6 separate regions of the Homo sapiens genome follow, and all the other regions are linked to region 6. A link is a loop called in an ENCODE intact Hi-C map of the cell type or tissue named here. Cell type or tissue: GM12878. All regions are shown on one strand. Region 1 has its middle 25 kb from the start of NHEG1. Region 2 has its middle 76 kb from the start of LINC03004. Region 3 has its middle 52 kb from the start of IFNGR1. Region 4 has its middle 23 kb from the start of LINC03004. Region 5 overlaps IL22RA2 (interleukin 22 receptor subunit alpha 2). Region 6 has its middle 50 kb from the start of IL20RA.

The links. Hi-C counts contacts between places; a loop is a spot of excess contacts. Peaks named below come from ENCODE experiments on the same cell type or tissue, not always from the same donor. Only the 100,000 strongest peaks of a DNase experiment are listed, where the experiment ranks them.
Region 1: a loop joins it to region 6, with 9 times the contacts of the local background. A loop is called at or near these places in 3 of 110 quality-filtered maps.
Region 2: a loop joins it to region 6, with 8 times the contacts of the local background. A loop is called at or near these places in 7 of 110 quality-filtered maps.
Region 3: a loop joins it to region 6, with 5 times the contacts of the local background. A loop is called at or near these places in 32 of 110 quality-filtered maps.
Region 4: it touches region 6 in a loop (7-fold over the local background); 79 of 110 quality-filtered maps call a loop at or near these places.
Region 5: a loop joins it to region 6, with 7 times the contacts of the local background. A loop is called at or near these places in 26 of 110 quality-filtered maps.

Annotation. Positions count from the first base shown.
Region 1 is chr6:136,965,831-136,969,830 of GRCh38, reverse strand. No RefSeq gene overlaps it. Among named protein-coding and RNA genes, the nearest start is that of NHEG1, 25 kb to the left of the region's middle. In GM12878, a CTCF peak has its summit at 1,507 (motif pointing left); a DNase peak (open chromatin) is centred at 1,490.
Region 2 is chr6:137,587,702-137,591,701 of GRCh38, reverse strand. No RefSeq gene overlaps it. Among named protein-coding and RNA genes, the nearest start is that of LINC03004, 76 kb to the left of the region's middle. RefSeq lists enhancers at 1,936-2,230, 1,953-2,580. In GM12878, CTCF peaks have their summits at 2,129 (motif pointing right) and 3,100; a DNase peak (open chromatin) is centred at 2,051; H3K4me3 peaks cover 432 bases.
Region 3 is chr6:137,269,601-137,273,600 of GRCh38, reverse strand. No RefSeq gene overlaps it. Among named protein-coding and RNA genes, the nearest start is that of IFNGR1, 52 kb to the right of the region's middle. In GM12878, a CTCF peak has its summit at 1,831 (motif pointing left); a DNase peak (open chromatin) is centred at 1,832.
Region 4 is chr6:137,640,188-137,644,187 of GRCh38, reverse strand. No RefSeq gene overlaps it. Among named protein-coding and RNA genes, the nearest start is that of LINC03004, 23 kb to the left of the region's middle. RefSeq lists an enhancer at 2,567-2,616. In GM12878, a CTCF peak has its summit at 2,494 (motif pointing right); a DNase peak (open chromatin) is centred at 2,533.
Region 5 is chr6:137,163,723-137,167,722 of GRCh38, reverse strand. The region is part of intron 1 of IL22RA2 (interleukin 22 receptor subunit alpha 2); the gene reads left to right. Among named protein-coding and RNA genes, the nearest start is that of IL22RA2, 7.9 kb to the left of the region's middle. In GM12878, a CTCF peak has its summit at 1,510 (motif pointing right); DNase peaks (open chromatin) are centred at 1,206, 1,642 and 2,112; H3K27ac peaks cover 3,365 bases.
Region 6 is chr6:137,092,545-137,096,544 of GRCh38, reverse strand. No RefSeq gene overlaps it. Among named protein-coding and RNA genes, the nearest start is that of IL20RA, 50 kb to the right of the region's middle. RefSeq lists enhancers at 359-498, 1,906-2,155, 2,176-2,225. In GM12878, a CTCF peak has its summit at 1,999 (motif pointing left); DNase peaks (open chromatin) are centred at 714 and 1,994; H3K4me3 peaks cover 446 bases; H3K27ac peaks cover 3,199 bases.

The DNA.
Region 1 (4,000 bases), 130 kb after region 6:
CTCTCCTGTCTCCCTTTTCCCCAAGATGGAGCCTGGGGACTCTGCAAGGTCAAGGACACCAGGCAATCCCCAGCCAGAGACCTTGCTAGCCTCCTATTTGCTGCCACATAAAAGCAGCCTTTTCTAAGGCCAGACACCAACTCCCTCCTCCACCCCACGCGCTACACACAAACTTTCATCACCATGAATTACCTGGCAGTTATTAAGTGAGTCATATGGCACACAGAGATAGAGTATGTCAGAGGTAAACGCAGACGTTTTCCAGTGACTAGGCTGGGGCCAGCCCTCTGGGCAATTCAGGAACTCTCTGGACACCCAGTTTCTGCTTCAACACTAAACAGAGGCCACCACCTTCGTTACCCTCCTCACCCACCCTATAGCTTACAACCTGATGGGCAACCATATTTGGGTATAATCAAAGGGCTGTATCCTAGTCCTTTGTCTGTCTGTTACCAGCCAACGGCGTGACCCCAGACAAGTGTCACTCTCTCAGCCTTATTTTCTTCTTTTGTAAAATGAGGAGTGTGTTTGATGGGATTCCTAACGTCCCTTCCAAACTAGCATACTAGTTCTAGTTCTTCCGACCTGATTCTAACGACCTCTCTTCTCCATGACAACCCTTCCAACATTTAACTGTAGTGTTCAAGTCATCCCTTCCTCTGCAAACATCCCCTTCCCTTCCACACGTCCCTGTCACTCCTGGTTTCCAGATCCCTCTCTGCTCTGGTCATCCTCCTCTGGACGGGGGCCAGCTCATCAGCTCGGTTCAGATAAGGGGCACAGCAGAGCTTGCCTGGGACTTCTTCCAGAGCACCTGCTCATTGCCAGAACCAAGGCTGACTCAATTAGAACATCTGGTCACCTTCCCGTCCCCTGGCGCCTCCTCATCCTGTGGCAAAACCACTGGCTTCACAGATATAGTTAGATTTAAATTATTAGCCATTAGGAAAAGACAGAAAGGTACCCGCTGGCTAGGCATGGTGGCCCAAGCCTGTAATCCCAGCACTTTGGGAGGCTGAGGCAGGAGGATCACTTGAGCCGAGGAATTTGAGACCAGCTCGGGCAACATCATGAGAACCCCATCTCTACAAAAAAAAAAATAGAAAATTAGCCGATGTGGTGGTGCACACCTGTAGCCCCAGCTACTCAGGAGGCTGAGGTGGGAGGATCACTCGAACCTGGGAGGTTGAGGATGCAGTCAGCCAAGATGGCGCCACCGCACTCCAGCCTGGGCGACAGAGTGAGCAAGTTTTTGTTTTGGCGACCCTGCCTCAACACAAAAACAAAAGCAAAAAGTTACCCGGTAATGCATAACCTCATATTTTCCAAGGCATTCATTTAAGGAAAAAGAAAAACATGAAGAAAACTCTTTGTAATAAGTGCTGTGAGGCGCCTCAGCTCCTCAAACAGCAAGTCCCAGCGGGGAGAAAGCCATGGCTTCTGCAGTTACAGAAAAAGCACCCACTAGGCTAGGTGAGCACAGCCAAGAAGATATTGCTGCCACCGTGTGGCGACAGTTGTTATATTACCTCTGTCCAGCCCCGGAAGGACTTAGGGATGAACGGCTGAAGAAAATACGTATTGGCTGGTTTCCATAATTAGGAATCCTGAGACCGAAAATTAATGAAGACAGCACACTTGACCAAAATGTCACCAGATTGGTTCTCCTGTCTGCATTCTTCTCATCTCTCAGACCACTCACCTTCCTCCCAGCCCTCTTTAACATCGGGAACTAAATGTGCTTTGGACTAGACCTTGCGGCATGACAGTCATCCCTATGGTAGCAAGTGTGGCAGCATCTGACTGCCAATCTCCGACTCCCACCAGAGTGGGGAGTGATTTCTGAACCACAGAACCCATCTTTCTATCTCTCTCTCTCTCTCTCTTTCAGTTCTTAACCTTCTGTTACGTTCCTGGGACAGATCACATGTGTGAACCTTCTTGTCTCTTTGCCCCTACATGAAGGGGGTGTAAGCAGTGGCTAACTGAAGGGGGTGTAAGCAGTGGCTAACACCCTTTCTTGGTCATTTTGCACATCCCTTCAAGCTAGTTAGCTTAACCCCCTGGTCCCGTGCCCCAACTAACACCAATGTAGAGAAAATGTCTTTGTCCATAATCTAAGTGGAAGATGGAAATCTGACTTCCATCTCTGCAGGAAGATGAACTGCCCCCTGCCCCCTTTTTAATAGTATTATGGCCACAGATTGCTGTCCTGTGTGATCTCCACCAAGAACTCTACCTGGAGATCTCCAGGCTGGATGGTGGCTCCAAGGAGGCACAGTCATGGCATAGTGGCTCTAGGGGTGCACACCACAGCTTCCTATGGTAGGTCCCTCCAGATTCGGACCCTATGTGCCTGTGCCTGTGTCTATGCCGGTCAGCAGCATCATCTTCTTCCCTCACAGATGTGTCCCTTTTCCTTCTGCATGCCCCACTGCAGGGAAGTAGAAGGTTGGAGGACCAATGTACAGGAGCAGGGGTGACTATGTGTATCTGATCTAGTGTAATCCCTGGGTGTGGTTCTAGGAAGTTTGTCAACCTTAAACTAATTTACTTCCCTATCACTAATTCACGAGTTCTATTGACTGAACAAAAAGTGCAAAAAAAGAAGGTAGTGAATTCATCAATCATAGAAAAGGGCTATATTAAGCTTACTGTACAGCTCAAACTGATATTTACCTAAGCACCTTCCCCAGACAGCTATAAAAATAACTGTTGCCATCACAAAGAGAAAGAAAACGACCTAACTGTTCTGGTTAAAAGGTGATGAGGGGCCAGGTGTGGTGGCTCGCGACTGTAATTCCAGCACTTTGAGAAGCGGAGATAGGCAGATCACCTGAGGTCAGGAGTTCAAGACCAGCCTAGCCAACAAGGTGAAACCCCCATCTCTACTAAAAATACAAAAATTAATTGGGCGTGTGGCACATGCCTGTTGTCCCAGCTACTTGGGAGACGGAGGCAGAAGAATTGCTTGAACCTGGGAGGCAGAGCTTGCAGTGAGCTGAGATTGCGCCACTGCACTCCAGCCTGGGCAACAGAGTGAGACTCTGTCTCAAAAAAAAAAAAAAAGAAAAGGAAAGAAAAGAAGAAACAAGGTGATGAGGAGAAATCATCTAGAGAAGGGAAAGAGATGGAAACATAAACAAAATGAAACATACTAAATATTCACTACATGATCTGGAGCAGAGGATAGAATCACCTGCACATCACAAACCTGTACTTTCTGAGGAGAAGGATTTACAAACTAACCCATTCCCAAGTGAGGCTGCTTAGCCACATGCAAGATGTAGCGTCATGGGAATTCATCCGGGCAGTCGCCTCCCAGGTCTTGTGAGCGCCACCATCCTGTTCTGGTCCCTCGTGTGCAGTGAGGCACAGATAGATATATGAAATTTCTAGAATAAGATCTGGAAAGAGCCACATCAAATGGTGACAGTGGTTACCTTGGGGAATGGAGGTGGGGAAAATAAGAATAGAGAGAGATAATTAATGGGAACATTAACCTATTACATCTTTTTTTGTTTGCAAACAGAATGTATTCATTTATCACTTGTGTGATTTTTTTAAACACATTAAAGATATTACAAAATCCAGTAGAAGGAGTATGGACGTAAGTTGTACTACTTGGCCTACCTGGGCCCCAGCTCTGTCTATATCTTACTGGTGGGTCTAGCTTTGGGCAAGACACTAAAATTCTTGAGCCTCCATTTCCTCATCTGTAAAATGAAGGCATTAATATGTAACTCACAGGGTTGCTGTATTGATTGAGATTATAATAGCAACTGAAATACAGTTGGTCCTTAATAAATGCTTAAGAAAAGAGAGATCGTGGTTGGACACGGTGGCTCATGCCTGTAATCCCAGCACTTTGCGATGCCGAGGGAGGTGGATCTCCTGAGGTTGGGAGTTCGAGACCAGCCTGACAAACATGGTGAAACCCTGTCTCTACTAACAATACAAAATTAGCTGGGCATGATGGCACATGCCTGTAATCCCAGCT
Region 2 (4,000 bases), 500 kb before region 6:
TGCATTATGGCCAAGCACATGGTCAGTTTTGGAGAATGTTCTGTGCACAGATGAGAAAATGTATATCATGTGGTTGTTGGAAAGAATGATCTGTAAATGTCTATTAGGTTCTTTTGGTCTAGAGTCTAGTCTAAGTCCAGAGTTTCTTTGTTGATCTTCTGCTTTGATGAACTGCTTAGTGTTGTCAGCGGGGTGTCAAAGTTCCTCACTATTATTGTATTGTTGTCACTCTGTTTTCTTAGGTTTAGCAGTTTCTTAGATCTAGTAGTATGAATCTGGGTGCTCTGGTGTTGGGTGCATATATATTTAAGACAGTTAAATTTCTTGTTATATTGAACCCTTTATCATTATATAATGCTTTTCTTTTTTTGGTCTTTTTGTACTGTCATTGGTTTAAAGTCTGTTTTATCTGATATAAGAATGGCTACTCCTGCTCGGTTTTGTTTTCTATTCACATATGTCTTTTTTTCATTCCTTTATTTTGAGTCTGCAGGTGCCTTTAGCTATTAGGTTGGTCTCTTGTAGGCACCAGATGGTTGGGTTTTGTTTTGCCAGCTATGTCTTTTAAGAGGTGTATTCAGGCCATTTACATTCAAGGTTAGTATTGACATGTGAGGTTTTGTTCTTGTTAGAATTTTGTTAGCTAGTTGCCTTGGAGTCTCAATTGTATAATTGCTGTATAGGTTCTGTGAGCTTTCTACTTACATGTACTTTTATGATGACTAGTATTGTCCTTTCATTTCCATGTTTAGAACTCCTTTGAGCATTTCTTGTAGGACTGGTCTAGTGGTAATAAACTCCCTTAGCATTTGCTTGTCTAGGAAAGACTATTTCTCTTTAATTTATGAAGCTTAGTTTGGCAGGATATAAAATTCTTGGCTGACTTTTTTTTTTCTTTAATGAGGTGAAAAATAAATAGGCCCCCAATCTCTTCTTTCACAAGGCTTATGCTGAGAAGTCTGATGTTAGTCTCATGGGATTTCCTTTATAGGTGATTTGATGCTTCTTTCTAACTACTTTTAAGATTGCTCTTACACTTTGACCTTGGATAGTCTGATGATGATATGCCTTGGTGATGTTTATCTTGTAGAATATCTTCCTGATGTTCTCTAAATTTCTTGTATCTGGATGTCTATGTCTCCAGGGAAATTTTTCTGAATTATCCCTCAAATACTTTTCCCAAATTTCTTACTTTTTCTTCTTCTCCCTCAGGAATGCCTATAAATTACAGGTCTGGTCACCATATGGAACCACATATTTCTCAAACGTGTTTTTCATTAAAAAAATTCTTTGTTTTTGTCTGACTGGGTTAATTTGGAAGATCAGTCTTCAAGCTCTGAAATTCTTTATTTTGTTTCATGTAGTCTCTTGTTAAAGCTTTAAATTGTGTTTTGAAAATTCCTTCAGTGAATTTTTTATTTCCTGAAGGGTTTTTTCTCCTTTGTTTTTTTTTTTTGTTTTTTTTTTTTTTTTTGTATTTAAAATACATCTATCTTGTCTTTCCTATCCTGAATTGTTTTCCCGATTTCTTTGTGTTGGTTTTCAACTTTCTCTTGGATCTCATTGAGCTTCCTTACAATTCATACTTTGAATTCTTTATCTGTCATTTCAAAGTTTTCATTTTGGTTAGGATCCATTGCTACAGACCTAGTGTGGTCCTTTGAGGGTGTCACAAAATTCTGTTTCTTCATGCTGGTTTCTTGTGCTAGTTCTTCTCATCCGTGGAAGCTGCCACTTTTTATTTTTGAAGTTACTCTTTTGGAGTGGGATTTTTTCTTCTCTCCTTGAGGGTGTTACAGCTGTGTGTGTTGGGTAGGATTTGTTTCTGCATGCTTTTAGGGGCCCAAGGCTCCTTACGAATTCCTTGGTTATAGATAGCCTTAGTGTGGTTTTCTCAAATGGTAGTTATTTGTAGGTTGTAGTAGTGGAGTACTGTACATGTGGTCAGGCTGTCTGTCACCTACAGAGATGAGTAAGTTGAGGTCTGGGGAAGCTTATCTCCTTCCTTAGCACTGTGCACATCTGTTAGCAGGAAGTATATTGGGTTGTGCAGTTCACCCTACAGGCCAGTAGATAGCACTTGCGGGCAAAAGCCTGCTGACTGCTATACAATGATGTCAGTAGTTGTGAAACACTGTGCAGTTTGACCTCCTTGCCAGTAGGTGGCAACTGCAGATAAGAGGCAGTTACAGTGACGGCAGTGGAATTTTTACTTGACCTTTGTTAACGGGGTATGTGTCCCTGGTAATGGGCAGGGCATGGGGCTTTCAGGGATCCCATCTCACGTTCTGCTACCAAAGTGGCTATAGGGAGCAAAGCTGGGTAGGGCCTGGGTCAGCTGAACCCAGAACCAGGCTCTTAAGGCAGGTACAAGTGCTGACCTTAGCAGGGGTCTAGGGGAAGCTTTCAGGCCCCTACCCTGCCCCCACAGAGCCAGCTCAGGGGACCAGGGGCTGCCAGGGATTTTCAGCCTAGAAGGCGGCTGCAGGCCTGCACAGCTCTCACACACTGATTTGCTCTCCCTGCAGCAAATGGCTAGGGCAACAGGCTTGACTGGTTAGTCTAGTCCCAAGCTATCTGTGCCCAGATTGCCAAACCGTTCCTGGCGTTCAGGTCTGCTAGAACCCGTGGAGTAGAAACTGCCACTAAGAGACCCCACCCTTTCCTGTCTGGCCTCATGAAGGGAGGGACGCCCAGCTCCCCACACCATCACACTAACCCACTTCACACTCTTCTCTGTGTTCTGACAGTTGAGTTTCCTCCCCAACTCAAGGTCAGGCCACAGATCTCATCTCCCTACCCCTGGGCAGTGTGCTCCAGTCCTGGAGAACTGGACCCAGGCCAGCAGATTTATCCTTTGGCCCCTTGGGATCAAGCACCAGCTGTGATACAGAGGTGGACTACTCCCAGGTTACCAAGAAACCACTCAGGCTGGGCGATGGTGGCTATGCATTGGGCTTCCCCTGCAAGAATGGCCAGGCAGGCAGTCTTGGGAGGGACCAGCAGGCATGAGGGCATGTGGTTCGGATGCACACATGGCAGCGGGGCCTGTCTTGGGTGCATGAGCATGCGTGGACTTTGCTCTCTCCTGCAGGCAGATAGCAGAAACTGCAGCTGCTTAGGGAAGGATGCAGAGCTTTGTTGGGGATGGGGGAAGGTGGTTCCCAGAGTCACACTTTGCTGCAGCTGCCCAGCACACTGAAGCATTTTGGGATCCACTCAGGTTTAAGCAGTGCCTGTATGTATTCTCCACACAGCTCTCCCTACCATTCTGAAGGTCTGCTTGGGGGTCATGAGAAGTCTTCTAGCTAGGATCTCAAAGGTCCACCATGGGAATATGGTGCTCTGGGGTTCCTTTACTCACCCTTTCTTTGGGTCTGATCTAGGGGCCAGTCCTTGTCTTAGTTACACAGCAGATAACCTGCTTCATGAAAGCTTACCACTTTTCCATTGATGCATAGTTAGCATTTACCAACAAACCATCTCAGGTGTTTGCTGGGTTGTGTATCTAACCCTCTAATTTCAATACTTTAAACACATTTTGCTTTGATGAAATACAAGTGCTTTAATTTCTCAAACATGCTACTTGTCTTTCTTCTTATACATTTTTAAAGGCATGTGGAACAATTTTTGTCATTTCCAACGACAATCTACTTTTGAGACATTCTAATGTCTACTCTAAGCACACATTGTACAACATGAGTTCCTACTGGTGTTCATACTATTATAATTCTATGGAATTCTATGATCAAATATACTTGTACATGCTGTTATAGCCAGATTGATACCAGCTGGACTCTACAATTGAATCAAGATAACTAGGGAGTCAGTTCTGGTGCCCAGGGTAAGCAAGCAATATGAGCAGCCCCACTTATAGAATATTTCATAATGTCACCTTAATTTAGTTGTTTGTTCAACAAATATTATTGAATTGTCTATTATGGAGTAGGCACTGTGCTAGACACTGGGGAAACAGAGGTAATTAAGTACATGTTATGTA
Region 3 (4,000 bases), 180 kb before region 6:
GCACAAAATAATAAAATGTAAAAGTAAATCTTTAATTGGATAGAAATAATTTTGACAAGAGGTTTCATTCTTAATTTATAATAAAAAGCTCTAAATGGGAAAATGTTAATTGCTATATATATATTTTTTGAGATGGAGTCTAACTCTGTCGCCCAGGCTGGAGTGCAGTGGTGTGATCTTGGCTCACTGCAACCTCCACCTCCCTGGTTCAAGCAATTCCCCTGCCTCAGCCTCCCGAGTAGCTGGGATTACAGGCATCTGCCACCACACCCGGTTGATTTTGTATTTTTGGTAGAGAAGGGGTTTCACCATGTTGGCCAGGATGGTCTGGGACTCCTGACCTCAGGCAATCCGCCCACCTCGGCTTCCCAAAGTGCTGGGATTACAGGCATGAGCCACCATGCCCGGCCGCAATAAATATATTTTTAAATGACCAAACTCACTAATAAAGAAAAATGCAATAAAAACACAATAAGGTATGATTTATAATCTGTATAATTGGCAAAATATGCTTTAATTGTTAATTCTCAACTAAAACAGGCACTTATCTGTTATTTGTAAGACTGTAAATTGATCTTAATTTTAGGAAAGGAAATTGACAATTATCTCAAAAATTTCATAGTTCTTAAGTAATTCTGCTTCTAAAGAAATACCATAATTAGACATAGGTTGACAAAGAAAAAATGAAAAATATAGACTTCGATTTGTTGAAGCAGATAGAAACTAATCTTACTGAGTATAGATTACTATTCTGACTTTAATGAAAGTAAATAATTCGACATTGAAAACTTTCTTATCAGCAGTTTACATTTGAGATTACAACATAAACTCAAATAGTTCAGGTAATTAATGTAAGATGAATCTTTTATTTGAATTATCAACAGTTATCTCAATTTATTTGCCTCACCTTCTATTGCAACCCTGATCATTGCTGATTTAGGGAACTGAGAAATGACTCGCATTATTCCTTTTACTGTTGGGCATTTCCTAGGTTTCACAATCCCTGGATAGGAAAAATTATAGGCTGAGAGAGAGAAAAAGAGAGAGAGAGAGAAAAAAAATGCCCTTGAAATCCAAACATGTTAAGCATATTATTTATAATGGAACATAAGCAAAAGGTAGAATTTTTAAAAACTGACAACCTTGCAACACCAGCAATTTCCTCTCCCTGATACATTTAAAGTTTTAATGAAAAAATAAACCACTTTTTCCAATGTTACGATGTAAACATAACATCATTCTGTATTAAAATTTATTTCATCTCTTTTTTTCAAGGAGGAGAAATAATGTCATTTTTCTTTGCAGAATAATTCTGAATTTTTCATGAGGGACTTAAAAATCTGTCAAGAAGATTATTAAATTAATAATGTAATAAATAATTTCACACTAAAGAAACAATTTAGCTCTAAACATCATACCATTTTGACAACGATCACCATTATCTGGGATTATATTGAACAAATTTCGTTCTTTTCTCCTAAATATGCCAAATCTTACAATGTTATACAATGACTAAAAAATTTTTTTCAATTCTGTATTCCACTACTCTTATAGGGAATAGTCTATACATGTTGATTTGAAAACTGAATTTTTCAACTTAAGCACTGGAAAAATGATACCTGTGAAAATATTAATTCTATTGGAGTTGTTTATATTCTTTTAGGTAGAACAGGATTACGTATTATCTTTTTTAAGAGAGTACTGTACTTTTAACAAAAATAAATAACAGATCAATAAAATTTTCTAATTTTCTCCTGGTTTTAAACCTAGGATATAGAGGCTTAAATGCCCAAAATAGGTTGCTATGTTGCATTGACATCTAGTGGATTATGGCAGCTATTACAAGGGTGAAGACAGCTCGCTTAGAACAATGCTAAAGCTGAAAGACGACTTAAAAGGTCACCTCTTGTCCAATCCAACATTTGGAAACTGAGGCAAAGAGAAAGTAAATTTGTCTGAAATAATTCAAGCATTATAAAGACATGTAAAGTAAATATAGTATTGCTTATGGTAAATAGAAACTCAATTTTAGGAGCAGAAAACAAATAGAAATACAGACTACAACACAAATTCAAATAGTTCAGGTAATTAATGCAAGATGAATCTTTTGTTTGAATTACCAACAGTTACTTCAATTTAATTGCTTCACCTTCTATTGCAACCCTCATCATTGCTGATTTAGGGAACTGAAAAATGACTAGCATTATTCATTTTGGGCATAGAAGATACAGTATTTTCCTCTTTTCTTACATGAAAGTTAGCATTATAGCATGCACAAAACTTATCTTGCTTTTTCCATTTAAGAATATGCATAAGTACACACATACATGTTTATATTTTCAAAATGAGATACTGGAAATTTAAATTAAATGTATTTGAAAGTGATTACGTGCACGGGGAGAGAGAGAATGGGGGAAGGGTTAGTGATGGAAGCAAGACTTTTCTGAATGGTGTGTTACATACGACTTCAGAATCATATAAACCTTTTACATTTGGAATCTTACAAATGTTCTATATTTTCTTTTTTAACTTTTATTTTTAAGCTCAGGGGTACATGTGCAGGTTTGTTATATAGGTAAACTTGTGTTATGGGGTTTTGTTGGACAGATTATTTCATCATCCAGGTATTAAGCCTAGTACCCATTAGTTTCCTGATTCTCTCCCTCCTCCCACCTTCCCCCCTCTGATAGGCCCCAGTGTGTGTTGTTCCCTTCTATGTGCCTGTTTTACACTTTCAAAAAATAAAATTAATCTAAAAAGAAAACAATCAATTCCCAACATAAAAATAAACTGAAATTAACACATTAATGGAATATCATGAAGGTGGTAACATGACCTTACAGAAGAAAGAATTATATCTGGTTACCTTTATGTTAGCTATAAAGTCTTAGTAGGATTAATGACAAAAAGAACTGTAACATTGTTTTAACTTCACTGAGTAATTTTCATTTGGATTTTATATTTTTTAACTAGTTTATACACATTATAGGACAAAGCAAATAGGTAACTATATTAATGTTGGTAGGAATCAAGATTTTCCGTGTAAGAGAAAAGGAAGACAAGAAAAAAAATTAAAGAACTTAAGTAGAAACCTTATATTGTTAATCTGAATTAAAAATATTACTATGTCCAACCCCACTAGAAACAAGAAAGAAATTACTATAAACTCTGAAAACACTTTTTTATTTAAAAAAACATGTATTTCTTAGCTCTGTTGACTGAAATGTTTAGAAGCACTGACAGCCCAATAGCAATGAGCACCCATATCACCTAGATTATGTCTCTAAACTCACTTCTCATTGAAAAGAATTAGGGCTCCCCAGAGAAATAGCTGATTTTAAGTCTAGGGCAAAGCTGATTTTAAGCCTGGGACAGCTTGCAATTGGGCCACTGGAGATTTCAGCACCCCAGCATTTTTTAGTATCTGAAATAATGAGAATTCTGATTAGGCCCTTGCTTGCTTGCAAATGTTAACCACTTGCTTTTTGCCCAAAATTCCTTGTTCCCACAATGTAATTATAAACTATAGATGTACCGTTCCTGTGCCAAGCAGCAGGAGATAACTCCAGTGTCACAAAAAAAGTTTGCAGAAAGAATGAATGCCTAGAGGGATGTCGTGACCAGCTGCTGATGCCAAGAAGTCTGGTTGCTCAAGGTGTTATCTCAGACTGAAGAAACAGACTTTTTTCCCCTAGATTTCCTGTAACTCCCCATCCTTTACTCTCCAGCCAAATAAAAACTCCCCGCCTCTTCTTTTTGTTAAGGTAGATTGGAGAGATTTTTGCCCTCCCACCTCATTTTGGGCAAATCAGATAAACCCTTCTCTATCTCCAAGCACCTTTGTGTCAGGGTTTGGCCTCAGCTGCATGCTGGGTACACGAGCCTGAATTTGGGGTTCTATGACATGCTTATGCCAGAAAGCAAGGAAAATACCAGCAGAACACACAGATCCACTTGAAGGTTTTCCGTTGTCAAATGTGACATCTGAGGATGTGAAAAC
Region 4 (4,000 bases), 550 kb before region 6:
GTCATTTACTTTATTTTTGGAGATAATATCTTTTCTCTCTCTTTTTTTTCTTCAATTTTTATTTTAAGTTCCTGGGTACATGTGCAGGATGTGCAGGTTTGTTACATAGGTAAACGTGTGCCATGGTGGTTTGTTGCACAGATCAACCCATCACCTAGGTATTAAGCCCAGCATCCATTAGCTATTCTTTCTGATGCTCTCCCTCCCTGCAAAGCCCTCTGACAGACCCTGGTGTTTGTTTTTCCCCGCCATGTGTCCATGTGTTCTCAGCATTCAGCTACCACTCATAAGTGAGAACATGCAGTGTTGGTTTGCTGAGGATAATGGCTTCCACCTCCATCCATGTCCCTGCAAAGGACATGATGTCATTCCTTTTTATGGCTGCATAGTATTCAGTGGTATATATGTACCACATTTTCTTTATCCAGTCTATCATTGATGGGCATTTGGGTTGATTCCAGGTCTTTACTATTGTGAATAGTGCTGCAATAAACCTACGCATGCATGTATCTTTATAATAGAATGATTTATATTCCTTTGGGTATATACCCAGTAATGGGATTGCTGGGTCAAATGATACTTCTGGTTCCAGGTCTGAGAAATCATCACACAGTCTTCCACAATGGTTGAACTAATTTACACTCCCACCAACAATGTAAAATGTTCCTTTTTCTCCACAACCTCACCGGCATCTGTTGTTTCTGTATATTTTTAATAATCACCATTCTGACTGGCGTGAGATGGTATCTCATTGTGGTGGTTTTGATTTGCATTTCTCTAATGATCAGTGATGTTGATCTTTTTTCATGTTTGTTGGCCGCATGAATGTCTTCTTTTGAGAAATGTCTGTTCATGGTCTTTGCTCACTTTTTAATGAGGTTGTAAATTTGTTTAAGTTCCTTGTAGACTCTGGATATTAGACCTTTGTCAGATGGATTGATTGCAAAAATTTTCTCCTCTTCTGTACGTTGTCTGTTCACTCTGATGATAGCTTCTGTTGCTGTGCTGAAGCTATTTAGTTTATTTAGATCTCATTTGTCAATTTTTGCTTTTGTTGCAATTGCTTTTGGCGTTTTCATCATGAAATCTTTGCCCCTGCCTATGTCCTGAATGGTATTGCCTAGATTTTCTTCTAGAATTTTATAGTTTTGGGTTTTGCATTTAAGTCTTTCATCCATCTTGAGTTAATTTTTGTATAATTTTGTTATTTTTGTATTAATGGAGGTTTTATTATTTTTATTTTGAAGATATAAGACCTATTTAAAGACTATATACTGTCATTAGATAGATTATTCCTATGCTTTAAAAACATAGAATTACAGGGCTTTCTGGATTTTTAATCCAATATTCTGCCCTTTGCTAATAATATACAAAAAAATTCCTCAGGAAAGTGTCATTTTCTATATTATTCTAAGAAGTTTTTGGGAAGGAAACAAAGAATATTTTCTAGATTCATATATCTTTAAAATTTTTTAATGTTTAAAAGTGAAGTCTTTTTAATACAATTGCACTTCACCTGGCATTATAACACCTAGTATCTTTTGTTAAGTTGTCTTTTTGTAAAATCTAGAAATAATCATCATAGTTCATATGAGTATGGCATCTTAGAGTTTTCCAAATGCCTTCACATAAAATATTTCATTTGATCTTTCTATCATTTCTAGTGAGGAAGATAGGGTAGGTATTTCTACAGCCACATCTGGATGAAGGAACTAAGGCTGAGGGTTGAAATGACTTGTCCTAGATCCTGATCACCTAATTAGTGAGTGGCAGAGCCTGGACATGACTGCACATCACTTGCTAACAAAACAAACCACCACCACCAAAAGCCTTAAGTAGAACTAGAAAGTAAGCAAAAACAAAAACATCTTACTAAAATATCAAATATCATGACCACCTTCTTTTTTTTTTTTTTTTTTTTTTTTGAGACGGAGTCTCGCATTGCTGCCCGGCTGGAGTGCAGTGGTGCAATCTCGGCTCACCGCAACCTCCGCCTCCTGGGTTCAAGAGATTCTCCTGCCTCAGCCTCCAGAGTAGCTGCGATTACAGGTGCCCACCACCATGCCCAGATAATTTTTTGTATTTTTAGTAGAGACGGGGTTTCACCATGTTGGCCAGGCTGGTCTCAAACTCCTGACCTCGTGATTCTCCTGCCTTGGCCTCCCAAAGTGCTGAGATTTCAGATGTGAGCCACCTTGCCCGGCCCAGGACCACATTTTATTCAAGATATTATAACAAGCTTTCCACCAAAAAATAAATAAATAAATAAAATGGAAAGACAATGTTAAGAATTTTGAATTTTATAGATATTTTCAAGTGCTTGGAATTACCAAAAGCATAGAGAGTAGAGCCAAATAGTTTTTAAAATTTGAAATGATTAGATTATTAATATTGGAAGGATTTTGTGTCCCATTTATTATCATTCTTTCTCTGCCTGCTGGAATGTGTTTTGTGCTGCAATCCGAGTGAAGTTTTAAGATCTACCCAGAGGCCAGGAGAGGGCAGTGTGAGCTCACAAAATAGAAGCCATACTTAACACACTGCTCGGCCCTGGCACTGCCTGGGTGTCATCTCATATTCCAATGTTCGCAACGATAGCAAAAAAAAAGTCAACACAATAAACTCCAAAGGAAGGAAGGAAGGAAAGAAGGGAGGAAAAATTATAAACCCTCACTATTGAATGAAGATAACATGAAAGAGTAGGAAGAAAATATTTTCAAATACTTGTTGGATATGGACTCTATGCTAAGTGCTACAATGAAAGAGACAAAATCCCTATGGTGAAGGAGAGACATGAAGAAACCAAACTCTGTTTTCAACTGGTCACATTCTTTGTGGCCTCGTTTGTTAATAAAATAAATACTTACTATCAGATGTCATACAAGGACTCATCTGGTCCCCAAATCCTGCAGGGCTTAGATGGCAGTGGCCTGGTGCAAAGGAAAATTTAAGCCCCCAGGTTGAAAGAGAATGGCAAACATGCCAGTGTTCATGCATACCCGATATAGTACATACCTATGAACAATACATTTCCATTGTTCGTTCTGTCAAGGGCTAGAAGAAAATATGCTCATGAATCTAGAGAAAAATTTTATTAAAAATGATCTTATTATTAACTGCAGTATTTTCTATTCCTATAATCCTACCATTCAACTTAGTTCATGTCCCCAGCATCTACTGAGGACCCTCTACGCTGAGCAGGGGAATATGGCAGAGCCTGTGGGAGGCACAGGAGCAGGGGAGGCAGTGGGATGAAATGTCCAAAGGTGGTGACAAAGTTGTATAAGTTATATAATAAAAGGAATACATAAAATGTCCAGCAAAAAAAGACATTGCTTCTGCCTTAGGGTGTTGGAGAATTGAGGAGTGATCGAGATGGACCTTATGGGATTTTGATGGCGGCAGAAGGTGGGATAGAGATTTGACAAGTATGAGGGGAATTTCAGGTAGAGGAAACACAGAGGTGGAGGTGTGGGGTATGTTTGGCGTGATAGTGAGAATCCATCTCCAATGCCCAGAGGACAAGGCATGGGATAGGGAGAGAATGGAGAAGGAGTGGCGTTCCGGTGGGGAAGGGACAAAGGGAATAGAGAGAAGAGGGATGTGGCACCTGGAGAGCCTTGAATGCCGCGTTAATGAATTTGGACTACACGTTCATGGGCTTACTGTTTATCCTCCAACAAGTCCCCAAAAGACTGGGAATGCATTCTGTAAACCAAGGGGAGATGGGATATTGCAGAGCAGATATGTCTAGGTTTTATGTGCATGCATATGTGTATGTGTTTTGTGTGTGACTATGCAGATCTGATCTCGTGGCTAGGTGGCTGCATCCACGAGCACGTAGCTCTCTGACAAAGATAATGAGAATGGCGATAGCTAATTAGAATATTAGTGTCATAGATACTGTGAGCAAGCAGACAAGAGGCAGCTTTGTTCCAAGAGAGCCCTTTATTAGGAGTTGGCGGCATTGGCGAGATTGCCATGCACAGCAGCACCAATG
Region 5 (4,000 bases), 71 kb before region 6:
GTCCACTGGTCCTGGGTGGTGGCTGCTTCTGGTTTCAGCCGGCTATGATGAACCCAAGGTATGATACCTGCAACTTTAACAGCAGTGGGAGTAGACAAGATCACAATATGGGGACTATCCCATAAAGGCCCTAAAGTGGTTGGGTTCCATTGTTTGACCCAGACAGAGTCTCCAGGTTAGAAGGGTTGTACTGCATCTGTGAGGCTAACAGGTATTCTTTCTCTTACCCATCCTTGCATTTCCTGCGAGACCTCACCTAAGGCTTGCATTTGCCTTCTTAAGGTTAATTCCCCAATTTTTTAAATCCCCGTTTATCTGAGTTATGATCAGGGTGTCGGCCAAACACTATCTTATAGGGTGAATACCCAGTTAATTTAGTAGGGGTGCACCTGACTCAGAGAAGGACCATGGGCAGCACCTGATCCCATCTTAGATGAGTTTCATGGCAAAACTTTTTTAACGGCTGTTTGAGTGTCCGGTTTATTCTTTCAACTTTCCAGAACTCTATGGGTGATAAGCTGTATGCAGTTTTCATTTGATTTTTAACCTCTGTGTTAGCTGTTGTACTATTTCTGCCACAAATGCTGGGCCATTGTCTGATCCTAAAGTTAGAGGCAGTCGAAATCTAGGAATAATGTCCTTTAGTAAGATTCTGGTTACTTCCCGAGCTTTCTTTGTCCTGGTGGGAAATGCCTCAACCCACCCTGAGAAAGTGCAGACAAACACTAGCATGCACCGGTAGCCTCCGGTTCGAGGCAGCTCAGTAAAGCCCACATGCAGGTTTTCACAGGGTGTAGCTCCAGTTTCTTGAATCCCTGGGGGCCATGTTGGCCCCTGCTGTGGATTGTTTGGGGCACAAGTTAAACATTACTCATAAATGGCTCGAGTGATGGCAGTTAGGCTCAGCAATAGAAATGCCATCCTACAAGAGTCTCTAATGCAGTTTTTCCCATATGTGTTCCTTGATGAAACTGTTTTATGAACCAGGGGCTATTGCTTCTGGGATAGCTGGCGAGCCTCCCATTTGAGAACTTCCACCAACTTCCTTTCTGGTAACTTCCACTTTCCTGCTCAAACCAAGCCTTTTCATTAGAGGAGTAGTTAGGGGGTTCTGTAAGAGGAAGCTCCAATAAGGGCATGGTAAGGGTTTCCTCTTCCTTCTTAGTTATCGCTGTCATTGCAGCTCTTTTGGCTTCTCTTTCTGCCTTTCTGTTTTCTCTGGCCTTGTCATGTCCTCCTGTTTGATGCCCTTTGCAATGGATGACTGCTACTTCTTTTGGAGCCCATACAGCTTCTAAGAGCTGCTCTATTTCCTTTTTATTTTTGATTTCCTTTCCTTCAGTAGTTAACAATCCTCTTTCCTTATATATGGCTCCATGGGCATGCAAAGTGGCAAAGGCATACCTTGAGTCAGTATAGATGTTTACCGACTTTCTTTGGCCAAAAGCAACACCCTAGTGACAGCTATTATCTCAGCTCTTTGGGCTAAAGTTCCGGCCGGCAGAGGGCAGGTTTCAGCTGCTGAATTCAGTGTTACCACTGCATATCCAGCCCAACTGATAAACCTTTAGATATGAAGCTGCTTCCATCAGCAAAGTATTTAACATGTGGGTCTTTTAAGGGCTAGTCCTTTAAGTCTTTTCAGCTTGAGAAAACTTCATCCACAGTTTCCACACAACAGTGATACCCTGGGCCACACAATGGGGGCTTTCCATGCTCCGCCCATTCTATCAGCAGCAGTGTGGCCGGATTTAGAGTATTCATAGTCTCCAAGGTTAGGTAGGGGATTTCACACAAAAGCCCTTGATATCTTAACATTCTAGGGTTAGAAAGCCAGCAATGTCCCCTCTGCTCCATCAGAGTGACAACCGTGTGGGGCACCCAAATTATTACCATTCCTCTGTTGTTGGGACAGTAAGGGTCTTTATCATGGCTTTTCTTTGACCTAGATTTAGAGTCATGTGCCCTTCTGGTATAAAGGAGATTTGTGCTTGCAATTTCTGGAGGAAATCTCTTCCTAACAAGGGCACCGGAAAATTTGGCATTCATTCTTCTAGTGTCCCATCTGCTTGCATCTCACACATTGATCTCCCTTAAGCCTAAGTTGGCCCTCTTGTCCTGGCTTAGCTTCCTGGTTTTACCTAGTTTGTCCTCTATCATGACCGCAACCACGACCACATCCTCTCACAAAACCAGTTTCTCTTCCAACTAAGGCCACCGCCAGCAAGTCTGCCTTTTCCTTAGCTCTGCATCTAGCTTTTCTCTTGGCCTCCTCCTTCTGATTTACAAACACCTTAGTAGCCACCTGGATAAGCTGGGTAATATTCACACCTTCAAACCCTTCTAACTTCCGATGTCTTCTTGCACCTGGCTTACAAATGCCACATTAACCATACACTGATTACCCGCAGCCTCTGGGTCAAGTGGCATGTAAAGCTGGTAAGCCTCGCACAGCCTCTCATAAAATTCACCGGGACTTTTATCTGGCTTCTGGCGAACCTCTGAGACCTTTCCGATATTGGTGGCCTTTTTCTCTCCAGCGTTTATTCCATTTAGGAGTGCCTCTCAATACTGCTGCAAACTTGTAGCCCTTGAGCCTGGTTAGGGTCCCAGCCTGGGTCAGCCTCTATCAGGAGTGCTTGTTGTGTATACTGCCTGATATCTCCTGTGCTTGAAGATGCATTTTTCTCCAGCCACTGGAGAGCAGCTTGTATAACTCTACGGTGCTCTTCCATATTAAATAATGACAGAAAAAAATGTTTACAATCAACCCAGGTAGGATTGTGAGTTAGGAAAATGGACTGCATTAGATCTATAAGAGCCTGAGGCTTCTCTCTATAGGAGGGAGTATGTTGTCTCCAATTTAAGAGATCAGTAGTAGAGAAGGGCTGATAAAAGAAGAGCTGTTCTCCCCCTTGGACTTCATTCTGTGCATTCAAATAAATTTGTCCCCATGTTTCTCAGAGTGGCATCTGCATTGCTTGGGCACGGACCGACCTAAGGCGGCCGACCTCATCACCCTGGAGTTCCTCCCTTGGCTTTTCAGTCAAGGGCTCTGGCTCCTCTCTGCGTGGTGTTGCCTGAGGGGTGCTTCCTTCTGAGTCTGAGTCTCCGGAGGCAGCCGGGGCAGCCTTCTGTCTAAGCTTTGCCAGAGGTGGATAAATTGGTGCATAGTGGGGTGGAATTTCTAACTCTTCAGGCGGGGCCTGTAGGACAGGTTTTTACTGCTTTTCCTGTGACTTTTCTTTTTCTGATGCCTTGCAGTTTCTTTCTATTGTTCCTGGTTTTGTCTTGGCCGTTAGAGTCTTACAGTAGATCTCAAAGTAGGCCTGCAGCCACTTAGGGAGGGTCTGAATTATACTTAGCCAGGAGTCAATATACGGAAACTGATCCAGGTGCCCGGGCTGTTCTCCAAGCCTGGTGACCACCCGAAACACTCGGCCAATTATCTCCCTGTCTATTGTCCCCTTGGCTGGCCACCCTACATTAAAAGATGGCTATTTTATCTCAAAAAAGTTCTCAGTTTCTGTGAAGTTAGCTTAACCCCATAGTCACCATTAAAACTTTTTTTAAAGTTTTTCAGCACGCACTCCAGTGGAATAGGCTTTGACGCTTTTCCTCCTGTTTCCTCCCTTGTGATGCACTTTCACTCTCACTTTCACTCTTGGATCCACCAGACTGGGTCCTATTACAGGAGGTTCGGACACTGCTTAGCCAGGAGCATGCCTTAATTCCTGTCACAGCTAGCTGCAGCTGTGGAGCTGGTCCTCTGGGCCGTATGCAGTGTCCTAGGTCTGGTTTTTCCCACACTCGCCTGGGAGCACACAGTCCACGCTAAGAGATCTGTGCCTCCCCACATCAACCCCGCCTTGGTCTCTCCCGAGACCATCTCTTTTACACACTTTCACACACCTCCCCCATCCCCAAAATGGTTTTCCTTTCTGACCGACTCATGAGCCCCACTTACGTCTGGTGTCAATTAGGGTGTGAGTTTCATCTG
Region 6 (4,000 bases):
ATCTCTTCATCTCAGACCTGCCCCAAAACCCTACTTGTCTGACATAATAAACAGTTGAACCCCAGCATAATTAACCAATTTTATAAGATGGTTTTATGATCAACCTAGAATATAGATGATACAAATGTCTTCCCATGTTACAGGGTGGCAAGCCGATTTTCATCAGACATTTATGAGGAGATCATTTTCTCTGACCACTTCATTCCCAAGGCCAGGGCTGATGGGAGGTAGGGTAGGTGGTGAGGGAGACAGTGAGGAAATGGAAGTTCTATCACCAAGAAAATTTCCTGGTGAGTGTGATATCAGGCAGTGAGAGAGTTTGAGAAGCAAAGAGCAGTGGTTTGCTTTTATTTTTTGGTTTTTGTTTTGTGGTGGTGGTGTGGGGTTTGTTTTTAGTGACAGGCTTTAAATCACAAAGAAACATTTCAAAAGTAAATGACATTTAACTTGAATAACTGGACAAATGATTCTTCTAACATCATCTGAAGAGAAGCTATTTACCTTCTGATGCATTGGTGAGGGGCCATATGGTGTTGTTATGCCATTTATGCATAGGAATTCCTGTTTTCATACTGAAGTATGTACACACACACATATATACAGTGTTAGTTCTACTGCTCTCTCATCAGTGGATTTCAGAGATATTTCCATTTAGTCTCATTGAAGGTCTGGTGTGGGAGGATATGAGAGAGGAAGTCACTGGGCCCATGGGAAACTGAGTTTGGGTGCAACCTCTGAAGCCAGAAGAAGGGGAAGCCACCAGTAACCTAGTTATCTCATCCAGGCAACCAGTGATGATTTACATGCACAGCTGTCCTCAGACAGCCCTGCTGCATGGCTGACAATTACAGGATGGTTGAAACCCTGCTCTCTGTGTCTAGTAAATATTATTTCTATTGTCATGTCAAAACACTAGGCCTTTTTTCAATTATTCAGCTTTTCTTTTACAATCATCGATTGTACTGTGGAAAAAACCTCAGGAGAAAACTCTATTATATACCAGCCAGAATCCTTTAACGAGTAATTTTGCACATTTACCATAAACTTAAACTTGAATCTTACACTCTTCAGTGTTTTGGGTTGCAAACAACAGTAGATTTTCTGGCTAACCTGAATTTGTTAGAAGGATATAAATAAGCTCCCAGCGTTGTTGGGAAAACTCAGCATACTTAGGCAGAAACGAAGGTAGGCAAAGCCCCGCCAACATCCTGCAGGGACCTGCTGATCCCGGGTGCTTGCTATTACGCCACTAGCCTACACCTGACATCACAAATAATATGCAAGTGGCTGAGCCTTTGAGATGCCCAGCCACGCTTTGGTCACATGACCATGCTCCAGCAGCCAGGGGTCAAAGAGTCGAAGAAAGATCGTCCCCCTTTGACTTCCATTGCGGCGAGGGACAAGCCCTGTCCCTCACCCATCTTCAGATTCTCCCCAAACAGGAAGGATACTGGGCATCCAGAAGCACAAAATGTTTAGGGCTTGGTGGTCGGTGCTTTAACTACATTTCCTCACTTAATTATGACAACAGCCGCGTCACTCCTGTCTTAAAGATGAGAAATCAAGGCTCGAAAAAGACAAGCAATTGCCCATCATGGTGAGATCTAAGATATTGAAGCCCCATTGCACACATCACAGAAATCTTACATTATGATTAATCTCACTCAAATGTTAGGTGTCTTTGAGTGTATTTCCTTAGAAAAGTTGTGATCTGAATGTGGTAACACTCTTGACCAAAACACAGGTTTCATTAAAAAACAAAACAAAACCATTTCTTCAAACACAGCCGTGTCATAATAAGAGTCTTTAAGAATAAGTTAGTGCCTGTCTATTCCATATTACAAGCTGAAAGCATAATTTCTTTAAGCTTAGCTGTCAATTTATCTGAAAATATGGAAGGAATAACATATTCTTAGTTTACAACAAGGAATTTATGGCTTAAAGATGCTTAGAGGGGACTGTTTTTTTGCTTCTGCGTAGAACCACAGCACGCTACTGACCTCCTGTGGCCATATTTCAAGGTACTGTCTTCTATTTAAAAGGAGCTTCTTCAAAGAGAACAGCAATTGCAGGAGAGGTCCCCCGGGTGTTTGATCCTGATGTGTCATCATTGAGAAACTAGTTGTTGTTCTACTCAAATGTGGAATTACTGAGCCAGTAAGTCCAACTGTGCTCTGCCCAAAAGCTACAGTCTTGTTCCTAATAATTTGCCCAAGTCTTTGCCCACAACATAACTTCTATATTTTTAAAAAATATTCACTGAGCACCTATTGGGTTTGGGGCATCTGACAAACACTTTACCTTGTCTCATTTAATCAATGCAACAACTATATTATTGCCATTTTATAGAGAAATTGAAGTTCAAGGAAGATCAGTAATTTTTCCCAAAATCAGAGGCACAAAATGGGATTTTGATCAAAGGATTCAATCCCCTTCCCCATCTTCAAGGTCTGTAATATGGTTTGGATACATGTCTCCACCCAAATCCCATGTCAAATTGTAATCCCCAGTGTTGGAAGTGGGGCCTGGTGACAGATGATTGGACAATTGGAGCGATTTCTTGTCAGTAGTTTCGCAGCATCCCCTTGGTGCTGTTCTCATGATAGTGAGTGAGTTCTCATGAGATCTGGTCATTTAAAAGTGTGCAGCACCTCCCCACTTCCTCTCTCTTGCTGCTGCTCCAGCCATGTAAGACTCCTGCTCTCCCTTTGCCTTTTACCACAATTGGAAGCTTCCTGAGGCCTCCCCAGAAGCAAAAGCCACCATGCTTTCTGCACAGCCTTGCAGAACCATGAGCCAATTAAACCTCTTTTCTTTATAAATTGCCCAGTTTCAGATAGTTCTTGATAGTAGTGCAAGCACAGACTAAAACAGTCTTCTAACATCACCCATGAAGGCTTCCGTGACTGCTTGGCACACAGAGATATCACCTCCTCAGGACTTTAGTACTTGGCTCATACTCCTTTATATTATTATTTTTATACGTGTAGTAAAAACCTTGGTCAAAGGTCAGATGGGAGGGGTGTTAGTGTGTAAATCTAGAACAAAAAATTCTCCCAGGGTCAAAATCTGCACATGTAGTTGTGAAAAATAATGATGGCTCACATTTACCAGCTGCTAGCTGTGAGCCAGAGATGTCTCGATGTGCTTAACATGTTCTAAATGACTGAGCATGTGGCTTCAAGGCTTAGCTGGTTACAGCGGTTGTCTAGGAAATGACTGAATCTTTTTTACACCAACTCTGCAATGTGGATGTTACTAATATCCCTGGTTTATAGATGAGAAGACTGAGATGTTAAATCTGTTGTTTTCAAAGGTTGAATTGTGTCTCCACAAAATTCATATGTTAAAGTTCTAACTCCCAGTACCCCAAATGCGGCCTTATTCAAAAATATGATGGTTGCAGATGTAATTAGTTAAGATGGGGTCTTATTGGAGTAGAGTGGGCCCTTAATCCAATATGACTGGTGTCCTTCAAAAAGAATGCTATGTGAAAACACAGACACACACACACAGTGATTATACCATGTAATGGCCAGACACGGTAGCTCATGCCTGTAATCCCAGCACTTTGGGAAGCCGAGCCAGGCAGATCACTTGAGGTCAGGAGTTTGAGACCAGCCCCACTAACATGGTGAAATGCTGTCTCTACTAAAAATACAAAAATTATCCGGGCATGGTGGTGGGTGCCTATAATCCCAGCTACTCGGGAGGCTGAGGCAGGAGAATCGCTTGTACCCGGGAGGCAGAAGTTGCAGTGAGCCGAGATTGCACTACTGCACTCCAGCCTGGGCGACAGAGAGAGACCCTGTCATACACACAAAAAAGACTGGAATTATGCTGCTGCAAGCCAAAGAATGCCAAAGATTGCTGGCAAACCACGAGAAGCTTGGAGTAAGGCCTGGAACAGAGTCTCCTTGGTGGCCCTCAGAAGGAATCAACCCTATTAACATCATGGTCTGACTTGCAGCCCGCAGATCTGTGAGACGACATATTTCTG